Regions from separate parts of the Homo sapiens genome. Here all the other regions are linked to region 1. A link is an interaction called in ENCODE POLR2A ChIA-PET data of the cell type or tissue named here. Cell type or tissue: CD4-positive, alpha-beta T cell. All regions are shown on one strand. Links, peaks and the distances in the headings refer to the core of each region. The heading gives the core; the rest is flanking DNA.

Region 1 (4,970 bases), core at 1,703-4,202:
AGTACTCAGACCTTGTGAAGGTGCGGATTCTGATTCAGGAGGTCTGGGGTAAAGCCGGGAGACTCTGCATTACCAACCAGAGTCCAGCAATTGACGCTCAGGTTCTATGACAAAATGATTGTTAATGTTGTTAGATGCATTGACAGTTCTGTGGTTAGTACAACGGCATCATTTTTTAAAAAATGCGTCAAATATGTTGAAAGCTTAAATGTCAGAATTGACCCACTTCGAACATTCCAACGAACAGTAGGAAAGGGCAGAATGTTAGCAATGGCTGAGTCTGGGTGGTGGGTATAAAGAGGGCTTGTTTTTTTAGTCTGGTTTTCCGCATATTAGACGTTTTTCATAATCTCTTTGGAAAAGCTTTCCAGCGCCTGGGGCTGAGTATCTCTGGGACGGGCCCTGGGGGATGGGTCTCGTGGGGCCTGGTATCAGTTCCCAGCTGGCGGTCGAGTTCTCTAGGGGAACAGGGCCTGCATGTAGCAGTATTTTTATTATTTTCAACCGCAGTCGCTTCTTCCTGTTGCCTTCTGGGTACTGGGAGGCACCCGGGAAGAGCTGGGATTCTGGGGTCCCCCAGTATGGTTTACCTGCTCTGGGGCAACAGGGACAATTTGGGTTTCTAAGCAACATTCTGGCTGGGTGCCGTGGCTCATGCCTGTAATCCCAGCACTTTGGGAGGCCGAGGTGGGCAGATCACCTGAGGTCAGGAGTTCGAGACCAGCCTGGCCAACATGATGAAACCCCATCTCTACTAAAAATACAAAAATTAGGTGGGTGCGGTGGTGGACCCTGGTCATCCCAGCTACTTGGGAGGCTGAGGCAGGAGAATTGCTTGAACCTGGGAGGTGGAGGTTGCAGTGAGCCGAGATCGCGCCATTGCACTCCAGCCTGGGCGACAGAGTAAGACTCCATCTCAAAAAAAAAAAAAAAAAAAATTCTTTGTTTCTGCTGTTTATTTGCTGACAGTGCATGCGTTTCTTTTCCTTACTGTGTGTGGGGGAGTCTGTGCCATGTTCTTAAGTCCTCTCCCTTGCTGTTTTTATTTAACCCCTTCTGGGTCCCAACTCTACCTGGCGGTGCTTGTGGACTGACCCTTCTCACTACTAGCCCGTGTGTGAGCCTTTACAGGGCATCTCCTCTCCCTCTGGAGGACATGGTCTCTCTCGCTGCCTCCTGTGTCCCCTGCCTTTACGTGATGCCCAGCACATAGGCACTCAAGTGTGCCGAACAGTGACTCTTACAGGTCTGGTCTACTCCCACGGAGCCTAGCTCAGGGAGGTTAATTAACCCATCCAAAGCAACCGAGCTGTGGTCTGAACTTCGGAGCCGGTGCTGTCCAACATCCAAATACAGACAATGGAGGTAGAACACAAGCCCTGTGTGCGATTCTAAGGTTTTCATTGTTCATGTTTTAAAACGAGAAATGGTAACATTAATATGCTTTGAACCTAATATAGCCAAAATACTATTTCTACATGGAATTTCTATTTCACAATTATTTTGGGGCAACATGGAAGAGATCATCGTGGTGATGGAACACTTCTGTATCTTCAGCATAGATGGAATAGTTGTGTTTTGTAGTGATGGTCACACGACTCTACTACCCTCGTGGGGAAATGACAGAATTGGACACACACATTGATTGCATCAATGTCTCTTTCCCAGTTTGGATTAGGTGAGTTAGAACCACAGGGAAACTTGGTGCAGGGTATATTGGACCTCTGTGCACTGTCTTTGCAACTTTCTGTTGAATCTATAATTATTTCTAAATAGTAGTTTATTTTTTTGAGATGGAGTCTTACTCTGTTGCCCAGGCTAGAGTGCAGTGGTGCAGTCTCGGCTCACTGCAACCTCAACCTCTTGGGCTCAAGCGATTCTCCTGCCTCAGCCTCCAGAGTAGCTGGGACCACAGATGCCCACCACCACTCTTGGCTAATTTTTGTATTTTTAGTAGAGACAGGATTTCGCCATGTTGGCCAGGCTGGTCTCGAACTCCTGACCTTGGGTGATCTGCCTGCGTTGGCCTCCCAAAGTGCTGGGATTATAGGCTTGAGCCACTGCTCCTGGCCATAAAATAGTAGTTTAAAATGTGAGATTTTAAAATTTAAAAAAATCAACCAAGTCTTTGAACACTGCTGCGTCTTTCACGCTTATAGCACATCTAGGTTTGGACCCGAGACATTCAAGCAGCGGGTGTGGCCCGAGGCCACAGTGTCAGACAGCCATGTCCCTTGCTCCCTGCCCCAGCACAGCCTTCTTGAGCTGGGATTGCAGGAGGCCTGCACTGTCTCTGCCATGGACCGGTTGCCTGGTAGAGAAGCTACTGTCCTGCTTGGAGCCTCAGTTTGTGTATCTGTTAAGTGCGAAGAATGACAGTGCCTATCCCAGAGTGCTGGCTGCCAGGGTTAAGTGGGATGCTGCGTGTTCGGCACTTAGCATGGGCCTGGCCCATGGGCGGGTGATTGTGAGCCTGGACCACATCTACCTGTATTAATCATGTTTACAATCCCAAACGGCAGCTTCATCTGGTTGTACCTAGTGTTAGAAAGCCCTGCTGCCTCCCTCTGTTCATCTCCGCGAAACAGTCCATTCCTGGCCATGTCTTCTCCTTTGAACTGCTGGGCAGGAAGCAGAATGACCTGTCTGCATTTAGTCTGGGCACCGACTCCCTGGTTGCCCTCGATGCCTGGTGACTTCTGGAAAGGTGGCTTGCTGCCTGCCTGCCTGCTTGGAGGCCAGACCTTCTGTAAAGATCCGTGCAAAGCCTCTTTCGAAACTGAGGACTTCCGTCACCAGCCCTGGCTGCACGTTGTCACTGGGCCTGTTCACCATATAAGGCAATCCCTGCAGAGGCAGGGACCCAGGTAAGCAGGCGGCCCCACAAGCCTCGCTCCACTAAGCCACAAAGGCTCCCCAGCCGAGTGTGTGCACAGAGGACTTCAGCAACTAGGAGATTTTGTCACCTTTTATGGTGTTAGAAGAAGAAAAAGACCTGTGTACCACAAAAGCAGAAACAGAGCCTTAGCGCAGTGAGAACCGTGGGTTGAACTCACAGCGACTCTTACTGCAAAAGCAACGTTTTGTGAGAGGCCCAGGATGAAGCTACCTCTGCAGGGTGCCTGGTGCCCAAGATAAAGTGACAGGAGCTCTGAGCCTGGGGTTCCTGTGCAGTGGCAAGACAGCAGCGGCAGAAATCAGCTGCAGAATTTAAGTTGGTGGGGCTTTTGGATGGGGCATAACCCTCCCCCACGACCCCTCCTTAGCCTCGTGGCTCACCCACGGGGTCTTTCCCCACACCATCCTCCCCCAGATCAGGCTTCTCCACTGTCCTTGAAGCCTGTACTGTCGTCAAAGAACATCACCTCCCTCCACCCCCATTATTTTCATCCCAGTTCTGGGCTGCGGGCCACGTAAGCCAAGGTGGGGTGGAGAGTGGGCAGGAAGATCTTGGGGACACCTGAAGGATGAGGGAGGGAAGAACATGGGGACACGTGTTCCAGGCAAAGTGGAAAGGCCCGGGTGAAGGAGTTGAGCTGGGCCGTGCGCGTGGGGAGAGAGGACCATGGAAAGGTCGGGGTGAAGGAGTCGAGCTGGGCCCTGCATGTGGGGAGAGACCAGGCCCAGATGGTGGGGGCTGAGTGAGAGGGCAGCCTAGGGTGGTGGGCAGTCGTGGAAGGGTTTTAAAGTAGGTGAGAGGCAGGATCCATTTTACCTGGGGGAACTGAGTGGGGCAGGAGCAACCAACCGACCATTTGTTCATTCGGTAGCCATTTCTTTTTCTTTCTTTCTTTCTTTTTTTTTTTTTTTTGACTGGCTCTGTCACCCAGGCTGAAGTGTGGTGACACAATCACAACTCGCTTTAGCCTCTACATCCTAGGCTCAAGCAATCTTCCCTCCCCAGCCTCCCGAGTAGCTGGGACCAGAGACGTGGGCCACCACGCCCAGCTAATTTTTGACTCTTTGTAGGGTTGAGGGACCTCCCTGTGTTGCCCAGGCTGGTCTTGAAATCCTGGGCTCAAGTGATCCTCCCATCTTGGCCTCCCAAAGTGCTGGGATTCCAGGTGTGAGCCACCACTCTCGGTGAGCAGCTGTTTCTTGAGCCCCGGCTGCGGGCCAGACCAGGCCCAGGTGCAAGGGACATACACATGACGTCCCTGCGCTCAGGCTCTGTGTCTTGGTGGCACTTAGAGGACAGGGTGACAGTCTCCCTCAGCCTTTTGGACGCTGCTTTTCCTTTGCTGCCTTTTCCTGGATTTTTCTTGTTATCCGAAAGACCGCCAGGGTGGCTAAATGGTAGAAAGGAGAGCTTGGCGGGGGTATCAGTTTGCAAACTGGAAGAGACGGTCTCCAGTGTGTGCCAAAGGTAACCCCTCTTCCAAGAGGGGAGGAACAGGCTGGGTTTTATGCCTAACAGGGCCTGTAGCCCACAATAGTTGTACATATTCAGCAGGTTCGGGAGGAAGTGATATATATTTATGAAGGGAGCCGAGTGCATGGGCAGTGGGTAAACACATGTGACATACATATAACGTATATCACATGTTCACGTTGGAGTGAGGTTAGCATTAAAGAGAGGTGGAACTTGGCTCTTTGTGTGAAAAGGTGAACTGTAGGGCACACAGTCTGTGGGTAGCTTCTGTAAGCCGCCGAAACAGGCTTAAGGTCTGTAATTACTTATGGGAAAAGAATGTAAGTCCATTCCTTCGTCCGGTCAGAGTTGTAGCGGTTGGGATTGTAAATCAGAGTTAGGATAATTTGCCTGATAGCTCCAATTATTAGGGTGTTTTGCAAATGTGTTTTTTTTTTTCTTGCCGCCATAGGGATTTTAAAATTTGCCATGCCAGGCCAGGTGCAGTGGCTCATGCCTGTAATACCAGCACTTTGGGAAGCTGAGGTGGGCAGATCACGTGAGGTCAGGAGTTCGAGACTAGCCTGGGCAACATGATGAAACCCTGTCTGTACAAAAA
Region 2 (3,735 bases), core at 1,236-3,735, 86 kb before region 1:
CTCTGAACTCCCGGCTCCCCCACTGCCTCCATTCGCTTCATAGTCTGTTGCCATTGTCACCGTTGGTCCCAAGGCCGCCTTGTCCTTATCATCCTCACCTAGCGCTTCCCAACACTTCCTGTGTGCCAGGCCCGATTCCCAGGGCATCACCCCCTCAGCTGGCTGATGAGGATCAACGTGCTGTGTCACCGATGAGGAGACCTCCAGGGGGAGGCTTGCTGGTCCCCTGGGCTCTCAGTGGGTCCCCCTGTGTTTACGGCAGAGCTGTGACGCCGTGTTGTACCCACGGCCGGGTTTCCAGTGTGTTCACTCAGAGCCTGGCGCAGAGCCCTGGCTGAGTCACACTTCGTTGCCTCAGTCCTTTGGGAAGAGGGGAGGTTCTGCCTCGGATGTTGCATGGGGTAATGAATAAGTGAATCCGTAGAAGAGTAAAGTGAGTCAGCTGTCCCCGTGGGGGCTGGTGTGCGCAGGCTTGCGGGCTGGAGTGTTGTTAAAGTCCACGGGGAAGGAAAACTGGCTGCGAGTCTGCCCCCACCAACCAGGGGCTCCCAGGCAGAGATGGAGAGGCCTCCGGGGAACTGGGGGGCAGAGAGGGGAAGTCGCTGGGCCATTGTTACATGGGAGGAAAGGGGCAGAGCCAGGACCTGAACCCTGGTCTCCAGGCTCTCATGCCGCTGAGGTTTCAAGCCAGCTGCGTCCCTCTGGGCTACCGTTCTTGGTGCATGTGAAAGGTGGAGAAGCAGCTTCCTTGTTACGCAGGCATCACTGACTCTGGCATCGCTGACTCCAGCAACACTGCCTTTTTGGCCTTCCCTTTCCATGCACTTTTTTTTTTTTTTGAGATGAAGTCTCTGTCGCCCAGGCTGGAGTGCAGTGGCATGATCTCAGCTTACTGCAACCTCTGCCTCCTGGACTCAAGCAATTCTCCTACGTCAGCCTCCCGAGTAGCTGGGATTACAGGTGTGCACCACCATGAATGGCTAATTTTTGTATTTTTAGTAGAGACAGGGTTTTGCCGGGTTGGCCAGGCTGGTCTCGAATTCCTGAGCTCAAGTGATCTGCTCGCCTTGGCCTCCCAAAGTGCTGGGATTACAGGCATGAGCCACTGCGTCTGGCCACATGTGCTTTTATTAAACCACAAATTTGTCAAAACAAATCAGTTGTTATGTCTGTCCATATCCATTCGTTCCTGCCTGTCTATTCATTCCTGCTCTCTGGGGGTGGAAGTCACACTTTAAAAATCCTGACAAAGAATTGGTTTTATTCTTTTTTTTTTTTAATTAAAAGAAAAAAAGTTTTTTGAGACAGAGTCTCACTGTGGCCCAGGCTGGAGTGCAGTGGTGCGATCATAGTTCACTGCAGCCTCAACCTCCTGGGCTCAAGCAATCCTCCTGCCTCGGCCTCCCAAAGTGTTGGGATTACAGGTGTGAGCTGCTGTGCCCATCTGCTTGGTTTTACTCTTATAAAATGGCACCCCCCCCACCCCCATTGAACTGAAACGCAGCTGCAAATTTGGAACTGAAAAGCCTCTGAGAAGTCAAAGATGCCATGTAGATGCCCTTCATTTATTCGGGAAGTATGTATTGAGTACATGTGGGGCATCGTCTGGGTGCTTTGGATGTGCTAGGGAACGAGATTCCTTCCCTCCTGGAGTAGGGCTGAGCAAGCTGAAGGAGGCCTGTAGCTCATTCTGAGCCTTTAAGCTCTTAGTTTGCACACAGTTATCATCAGCTGCATCATATGCCCTTCTGGCTTGTGGTGAGTCGGAAAAAGAGAGAAGGGCTGGTGGAGGAAGGCGTTTTGAACTTGCCAGCAGAGGCTGTTGCTTTGTCTGGAGTTCTGTCACAATCTCCCTCTCAAATTGTCAACAAGAACCCTCTTTGTCCTTACCCTGTTCTCTGGAGGAACTCTGAGTCATCCTTCAAGACCCTGATCAGGATGGGTGCGGTGGCTTATGCCTGTAGTCCCAGCACTTTGGGAGGCCAGGATGGGGGGATCACGAGGTCAAGAGTTCGAGACCAGCCTGGCCAACATGGTGAAACCTGGTCTATATTAAAATACAAAAATTAGCTGGGTGTGGTGGAGCGTGCCAGTAATCCCAGCTACTCGGGAGGCTGAGGCAGGAGAACTGCTTGAACCCGGGAGGCGGAGGTTGCATGAGCCGAGATTGTGCCCCTGCACTCCAGCCTGGGTGACAGAGCAAGACTCCGTCTCGGGGGGATAAAAGAAAAAGACCCTAATCAAACATCACCTCCTCTGCAAAGCCAGTCCTGGTCACAGCTGCCCAGGCAGAGCGGATTTCCTTCTTTCCTTGATGCTCCTGTAACTGCCAGTCACAACTCTTTGCCATAGCAGTAATTTCATGGTATTCACACACTACATTTTTGTTTGCTATGGTAGACTGTATATTTTTTGAAGGTAGGGATTGCATTTTCAGCAAAATCCCTGTATCACAGATTGTCAGTAAGTGTTTGTCAAATAACCAACCCACAGCGATGGAAGAGGCAGCACAACAGTGAAAAGCAGACACAAGAGTATAAAGCAGTGTGTGCCAGGGCTGTTCAGTGATTGGGAGCCAGACGCTGAACCCCTCAGTGGCGCAGCGTCTCCTTATAGATGCTATAGATACTGTAATAAGGTCCTCAGAGCCTCCAGGGACTGCTTTACAGCCACTCTTCTCTAAGTCAGAGGGTGGAGTCAGGTCTAACACACTAACTCCCATTTAAGGAAGTAGAGAATTATCATGAAAGAAAGTGCTAGTGCTTTGTCATAGGGGGAAAACCTTTAGCTCTCGGTTTAATTTGGGTATCCAGATCAGCTTATACCCTGGAGGTTCTGCCGAAGTAATCATCTTTCTTTTCCTCTGGCCATCCTGTACTTCATTTTCTTATGTTCTCTGTCAAGCTAGGAAAGCTGGGTCATTCACACCTAGTGAAAATGCAATGAATCGGGGATCATTTGAGGAGTCTCCTGCGTGGGATATCAAACCGCATTTACAGTGTGAGCTCCAATGCAGAAACAATGTGCCTACACGCAGATACCCACACAATGCGGATCACATAAAGAAACAGAGCCTTGGCCGGGCGCAGTGGCTCGCGCCTGTAATCCTGGCTCTTTGGGAGACTGAGGCGGGCAGTTCACCTGAGGTCAGGGGTTCGAGATCAGCCTGGCCAACACGGTGAAAGCCCGTCTGTACTAAAACTACAAAAATTAGCCGAGCATGGTGGCAGGTGCCTGTAATCCCTGCTATTCAGGAGGCTGAGGCAGGAGAATCGCTTGAACCCAGGAGGCGGAGGTTGCAGTAAGCTGAGATCGTGCCACGGCACTGCAGGCTGGACAACAGAGCGAGATTTCGTCTCAAAAAAAAAAAAAAAAAAGAGCCTTTATTCATGCCCTATAAGGAATAAACCAAAAGGAGTTTAGAAATAAACAGAGTAATGGGTTTCAGTTTTTACACTTTTTAATACTTTTGCAAAGTTTTTTGAGCAGGACAGGAGGGTGTTTTTGGTTTGGTTTTGTTTTTGTCAACTGCAGGGAGTTACGAAAGTCACTCTGAAAAAAGACAGCAAGTGGTATAGTGATATCAGGCCTCTTAGTAATGAGAGCTCTCCCTTCAACTTCAGCAACGAACCTGGCCCCTTCCAGCCCCAGCCTCAGGCCCCCTCCCTCTTACAGACGTGGGCGGCCACTGAGCCCTCCTTCCTCTTTGGTGGCAAGAAGACATTTCTCCTTCCC
Region 3 (4,970 bases), core at 1,424-3,923, 93 kb before region 1:
AGGCTTCTTCATGAAGGGCAGCATCATGAAGATGCTTGGTTGGAGGCAGGTGCCCTGTGACATTTGTTGGATGATGGTCTGGGTGGAGATGATATTCCCATGAGGCTCTGGTCAGCCAGTAGTGTTTAACCCAAAACACCACAGAGAGAGATGTAGAGATTGATGTTTTTTTTTCTGTCCAGCATTCCCTCCTTTGGGGGAACCTCTCCCTTCCATTTCATAATAATCCTGGTCAACCAATGTAGTTCCTGTGAGAGTGCACATAACCCAGACCTGTCCAATCAGAGCAAGCCACTCTTCTGCTAACCGATTGGTTCAAGGGCCCTTGTGACTCAAATCTAGCCAATCAGATTCATCCCTGAGACTTTGGACAGAGTTGTTGGTAAAGAGTCTTTTTATCTTTCTCTGGGATTAAAACAAATAAGAATAATGAGGGCTTGGAGCTCACAGGGCATGTCTACCATTTATAGAGAGTACCTGTCTGAGAACTCAGGAACAGAGCCTGGTGGTGGGAGTGGAGACAGGTGACGTGCCAGAAAACTCTGGGATCCAGCCATGCCTGAAGCTTTCTCTTTAGACGGTTCACTTTCATGAGCCAAGTAATATTTTTTCTCAGGCCAGTGTGAGTGGGTTCTGGATTTAGTTTCCATCTAAAAGAGTCCTGGCCATAGTCTCCAGGTTAGGCAGCTGGACACAGTCTCAGAGGAGAGGAGAATCCAGGCTGGACAAGGAATTTAAAGCCTCTCATGTGAGAACTGACTGAGGAAATTGGGCATATTTAACCTTGTGAGACCAAGAGGAGAGATCCTTGGGAGACACCAGTGTTGTCTTCAGATGTTTGAGGGGCTGTCATGTGGTAAGTGTGGACTTCTTGTGTTCCTACCCCCACACCAACCCTATGTGGTAAATGGGACCACGCAGTAGGAATTCAGGGATAGTGTGTTAGTCTCTTCTCACGCTGCTATGAAGAAATACCCGTGACTGGGTAATTTATAAAGAAAAGAGGTTTAATTGGCTCACAGTTTTGCATGGCTGGGGAGGCCTCAGGAAACTTACAATCATGGCAAAAGGGGAAGCAAACACATCCTTCTTTACGTGGCAGCAGGAGACAGACTGAGAGCCAAGTGAAGGGGGAAGCCCCTTATAAAACCATCAGTTTTGTGAGAACTATCACCAAAACAGTATGGGGGAAACTGCCCCCCTGAGTCAATTATCTCCACCCCGTCCTGCCCTTGACACTTATTACAATTCAAGGTGAGATTTGGGTGGGAACCCAGAGCCAAACCATATCAGATAGATTTTGGGTTGACCTGGAGAGGAAGAGGCCCTTAAGGTAGAACGGGCTACCAGAGGAGAAAGTGAGGCCCCCATCACAGGAGGTATGTCAGGAGAGTCCGACTAACCACTTGGCATAGATGTTGAAGAAAGGATTGAAGGAGGCCTTCCTTGCCTCTGCACTCTCCTGTCTCACAGCCCCATTTTCTGGCCTGCTATGCCTCCAGGAAGACTGACTGGCCTTAGTGCAGGCCTAGGGGATGCCTCTTGGAGGTGGCATCAGCCCTACCTGGATGACAGAGACTGAGAGTGGCAGAGAGGTGGTTCCTACGGAAAACTGGAGTATAGCGACCAAAAGAAGGGAGCTGGAATGCGAAGGAGTCAAATTCACTTGCTGTCCATGACCTCTGCGTATATGGCAATACAACACACAGAGAGCCGGCAGTCTATTTATCGTGCTGTTTTGCACCTGAATATTTTTTCCCTAGCTGAACATACACACCCGGGTTTCAGAAATTTGGGCGAGAAGGGAAGGAGAGAAATTGCTTTCTTTCCTAAGGTCTAAGGGAATGTGACATCAAAAAGAAGCTCCAAATCTGTGACAGGGCTTTGGGCAGTTATAAAGTGCTGAACAGTCTGTCCGTTAATGCATGCGACAAACATTTTATTGGGTTCCTACTTTGCTCCAGAAACAATGTTGGGTTTTTAATTTAATTTAATTTTTGAGACAAGGTCGTGCCCTGTCACCCAGTCTGGAGTGCAGTGGCACGATCTTGGCTCACTGCAACCTCTGCCTCCCAGCTCAGGCGATTCTCCTACCTCAGCGTCTCCAGTAGCAGGGACTACAGGCGCCTGCTACCACGCCTGGCTCATTTTTGTATCTTTTGTAGAGACAGGGTTTCACTATGTTGTCCAGGCAGGTCTCGAACTCCTGGGCTCAAGCGATCCACTTGCCTTGGCCTCTCAAAGTGTTGGAATTACAGGCGTGAGCCACCCCGCCCGGCTGGGTTTTTGTTTTTAAGTGGTACCCTGAAGGGCTGCGAAAACATTACCTTTGTAATTTTCTGCACTATCCAGTCTCCCATTGCCTTCTTTGCCCACAGATCTGTTGCTGGGAGGCCCTGAGCCACGCTGCATAGCTTTTTTGTGTGTCCACAGGGGCGTGGGCTTTGTGGTAGCTCTTTCAGTCTACTGCATGGTGATGTTTGTGCTTTCTTTTCTGTTTGTGGCTGTGTCACCACAAACAGAAAATGATGAAGGATGATAGATGTGTATCTTCCTGGTAAGTACAGTGTCTCAAGTTCAAAAAAAGCATTCCCTAAACACTAGGTGAATTGGGTTTTTGTCCCTTGAAAATATTCAGAAGTTAATGCAAACTTTTTGAAAGCATCCCTTACAGATTTTATAGGTGTTATAAATACCTCCTTGTCTCCCATCCTTTCTTTACCCCATTTCATTCTGGTGCCCACCCACACCCAGAGCATGGAGCTCTATGTCTAGGTCTTTGGTAAATATTCCAGTTGCCAGATTTAGTGGTCATTTCTTTGTCTCTGATCCACTTTACCTCCCTCCAGCATTTGCCAGTGGCCAGCACCTCCTGAAAAGATAGTCCCCCTCGCTTGTGCTTCTGCTTCTGCGTGGCTAGACTTGCCTAGTTCTCCTTTTATGTCTCTCTCCTGTCATTCTCACTTCCTTCTGCTGCTGCTTCTGCTTCCTGCCCGATAAGTCTAGGCGTTTCTTAGGGCTCCACCCTTGATCATGACCTTGTCTTCTCCGGGACATTTCTCGAGCATCTACTATGCCCCAAGCCCTTTGCCAAGTACTGAGTTGAGTCCTTTCCCTGACCCCAGTGAGCTTGCAGTCCAGGCTAGGGGTGGCTTTCTAACCTTCAGGTCAGATTGCTCCCCCGCCTCCCACTTCCAACACCTTTTCTCCATAAGGTCCAAACGCTCAGACATGACATGGGGTGCCCTTTATGACAGGTGCTGGCCAGCCGACCCCTCCAGTGTGTGTCCCCAACACACACGATGCTGACCTTAGGGATGCCCAAGTCCCAGGCCCTACGTAGGAGCTCTGCGTGTGTTAGTTTATCTAATTTATCTTCTCTCTGAGGGAGTAATGAGCAGAGTGACACCCACAAGTAGAAATTATCCCCACTTCACTGAGGAGGAACCTGACATTTTCCTTGGAGAGCCAGAGTCGCTTGCTGGAGATGCTGCAGTTGGGAAGAACTGCACTTTGAATCCAGATCTGTGTCCGAGGCTCTCAGCTCTTCCCCTGTGCCGCGCTGGCCTGCCTTCCCGCTTCCCTAGGCCTGTGGACTCTCTTCCCTCTGCCTGCACTGTCTTCATCTGTTTCGCCTTCCTGGAGGACTCCTACACACCCGTCAAGGCCCGGTGTGAATGTTCCCTCTGCTCGGATGCCCTCCTTGTCTTTGTGGTGTTGGTGTCCCGTATGGTGGTCGTGTGCATGTCTGTTTCTTCAACTCCTTGGCGAAGTCCTCCTGGAGAGAGGGACTTTGTCCCTTTGGTGGTGGTATCCTTGGCGGGGAATCCCCATCCTTCATGGTTAGATGGCTGCCAATCTCTTTCCCCCATGGGTGTGTTGCTCCCTTGAGTGGGCCCAAGTCATGGGCTGAATCCTGGGTCATAGGCTTTTCCCAGCACGTGCTGGCTGTCCACTCCTTTGTCTCTTGCTTATAGAAGAGAACCCGTAATGCCTGGGTTCAAATTTCAGCTCTACTTCTTATGGGCTGTAGGCGCCTGGGACAGAATCCTACAGTTACTGCTGTGGGCACCTGGGACAGAATCCCTCAGGGACCCTAAGAGGAACATGGAGGGTGCAGCCCTGGGAGGCGGGGGCACGTAGCCACCGACTCTTATCCCCCATTGGTTGAGGGGTCCTTTAGGGGCTTTAGGGTTTCTGCACTCCAGGCTGTGCCTCTGTGAGGTTGAGCAGCTAGACGTGGCAGGATGTCATGGTGTACCCAAGTGGCTACGCCCACTACCACTGAAACCAGACATGGCCTTGGAGAAGGTGACAAGGAGTCAAAAAGCATCTCCTTGCAGCATTTAGCAGTGCCTAAGATCATAGCCACATGTGCAGTTATGCACCTGTTTATCTTGTGACTTTCCTGGGAGCATCCAAGCCCCGTGGGGCAACCAGGTCAGCTTTGTTCTCTGCAGTATTGGCAGCGCTGGGAACAGTACCTGGCAGCCTGCACAGATGTTGTTGAGTAGGCAAATGAGTGACAGTCCATGTAGATGTCTGAGAGCTAAGCTCACACAGGAGGGCCCGCCGTCCCCTCCTCCAAAGTAACAGCCCAGTGGCCCACAAGGCTCCCGGCCGCTACCACTGGCCATGTGACTGCTCTGGCCCCAGGCCTCTTACTCCAGAGCCCAGGCATCGCCACCTTCCTCTCCCACTTAAGCAAGTGCCTGTGACTTTTCTGATTCAGCTCAGTGGCCTCAGCAGTGGCAGGTCCCCAGAGGCTGGTTTTTGAAGGCAGGCATGGCACGTCAGCATTTAATATTTTATTTCATGAGTGCATTTTGAAATTAACCTGCCATAGATCTTGTTTTTAGTTCTGTACTTAGTTTATGGTCATCACGCTTTTCTTCATGCACTTATTCTTACTTTGTCTTCTAGGTACTTAGGTAAGCTTCCTTGCGAGCAATAAATAAATAAGTTGATAA

What was found. ChIA-PET counts read pairs that join two places held together with the same protein. Peaks named below come from ENCODE experiments on the same cell type or tissue, not always from the same donor. Only the 100,000 strongest peaks of a DNase experiment are listed, where the experiment ranks them.
Region 2: POLR2A ChIA-PET joins it to region 1 with 15 read pairs; 22 of 35 experiments call an interaction of 5 or more read pairs at or near these places.
Region 3: POLR2A ChIA-PET joins it to region 1 with 10 read pairs; 22 of 35 experiments call an interaction of 5 or more read pairs at or near these places.

Annotation. Positions count from the first base shown.
Region 1 is chr16:84,512,990-84,517,959 of GRCh38, reverse strand. The region is part of intron 1 of LOC124903735 (a long non-coding RNA gene); the gene reads right to left. Among named protein-coding and RNA genes, the nearest start is that of MEAK7, 11 kb to the right of the region's middle. RefSeq lists enhancers at 2,503-2,772, 2,943-3,022, 3,043-3,102, 3,133-3,182, 3,360-3,967. In CD4-positive, alpha-beta T cell, for the core only: no CTCF peak of the experiment used is centred there; a DNase peak (open chromatin) is centred at 2,869; H3K27ac peaks cover 2,116 bases.
Region 2 is chr16:84,599,955-84,603,689 of GRCh38, reverse strand. The region is part of intron 2 of COTL1 (coactosin like F-actin binding protein 1); the gene reads left to right. Among named protein-coding and RNA genes, the nearest start is that of COTL1, 16 kb to the left of the region's middle. RefSeq lists enhancers at 12-221, 1-251, 262-381, 3,333-3,482, 3,590-3,735 and silencers at 273-567, 3,717-3,735. In CD4-positive, alpha-beta T cell, for the core only: no CTCF peak of the experiment used is centred there; DNase peaks (open chromatin) are centred at 1,809, 2,709 and 3,659; H3K4me3 peaks cover 1,374 bases; H3K27ac peaks cover 2,500 bases.
Region 3 is chr16:84,605,934-84,610,903 of GRCh38, reverse strand. The region is part of intron 2 of COTL1 (coactosin like F-actin binding protein 1); the gene reads left to right. Among named protein-coding and RNA genes, the nearest start is that of COTL1, 9.7 kb to the left of the region's middle. RefSeq lists enhancers at 3,886-3,935, 4,136-4,195, 4,356-4,475. In CD4-positive, alpha-beta T cell, for the core only: no CTCF peak of the experiment used is centred there; DNase peaks (open chromatin) are centred at 2,443 and 2,973; H3K4me3 peaks cover 1,711 bases; H3K27ac peaks cover 2,500 bases.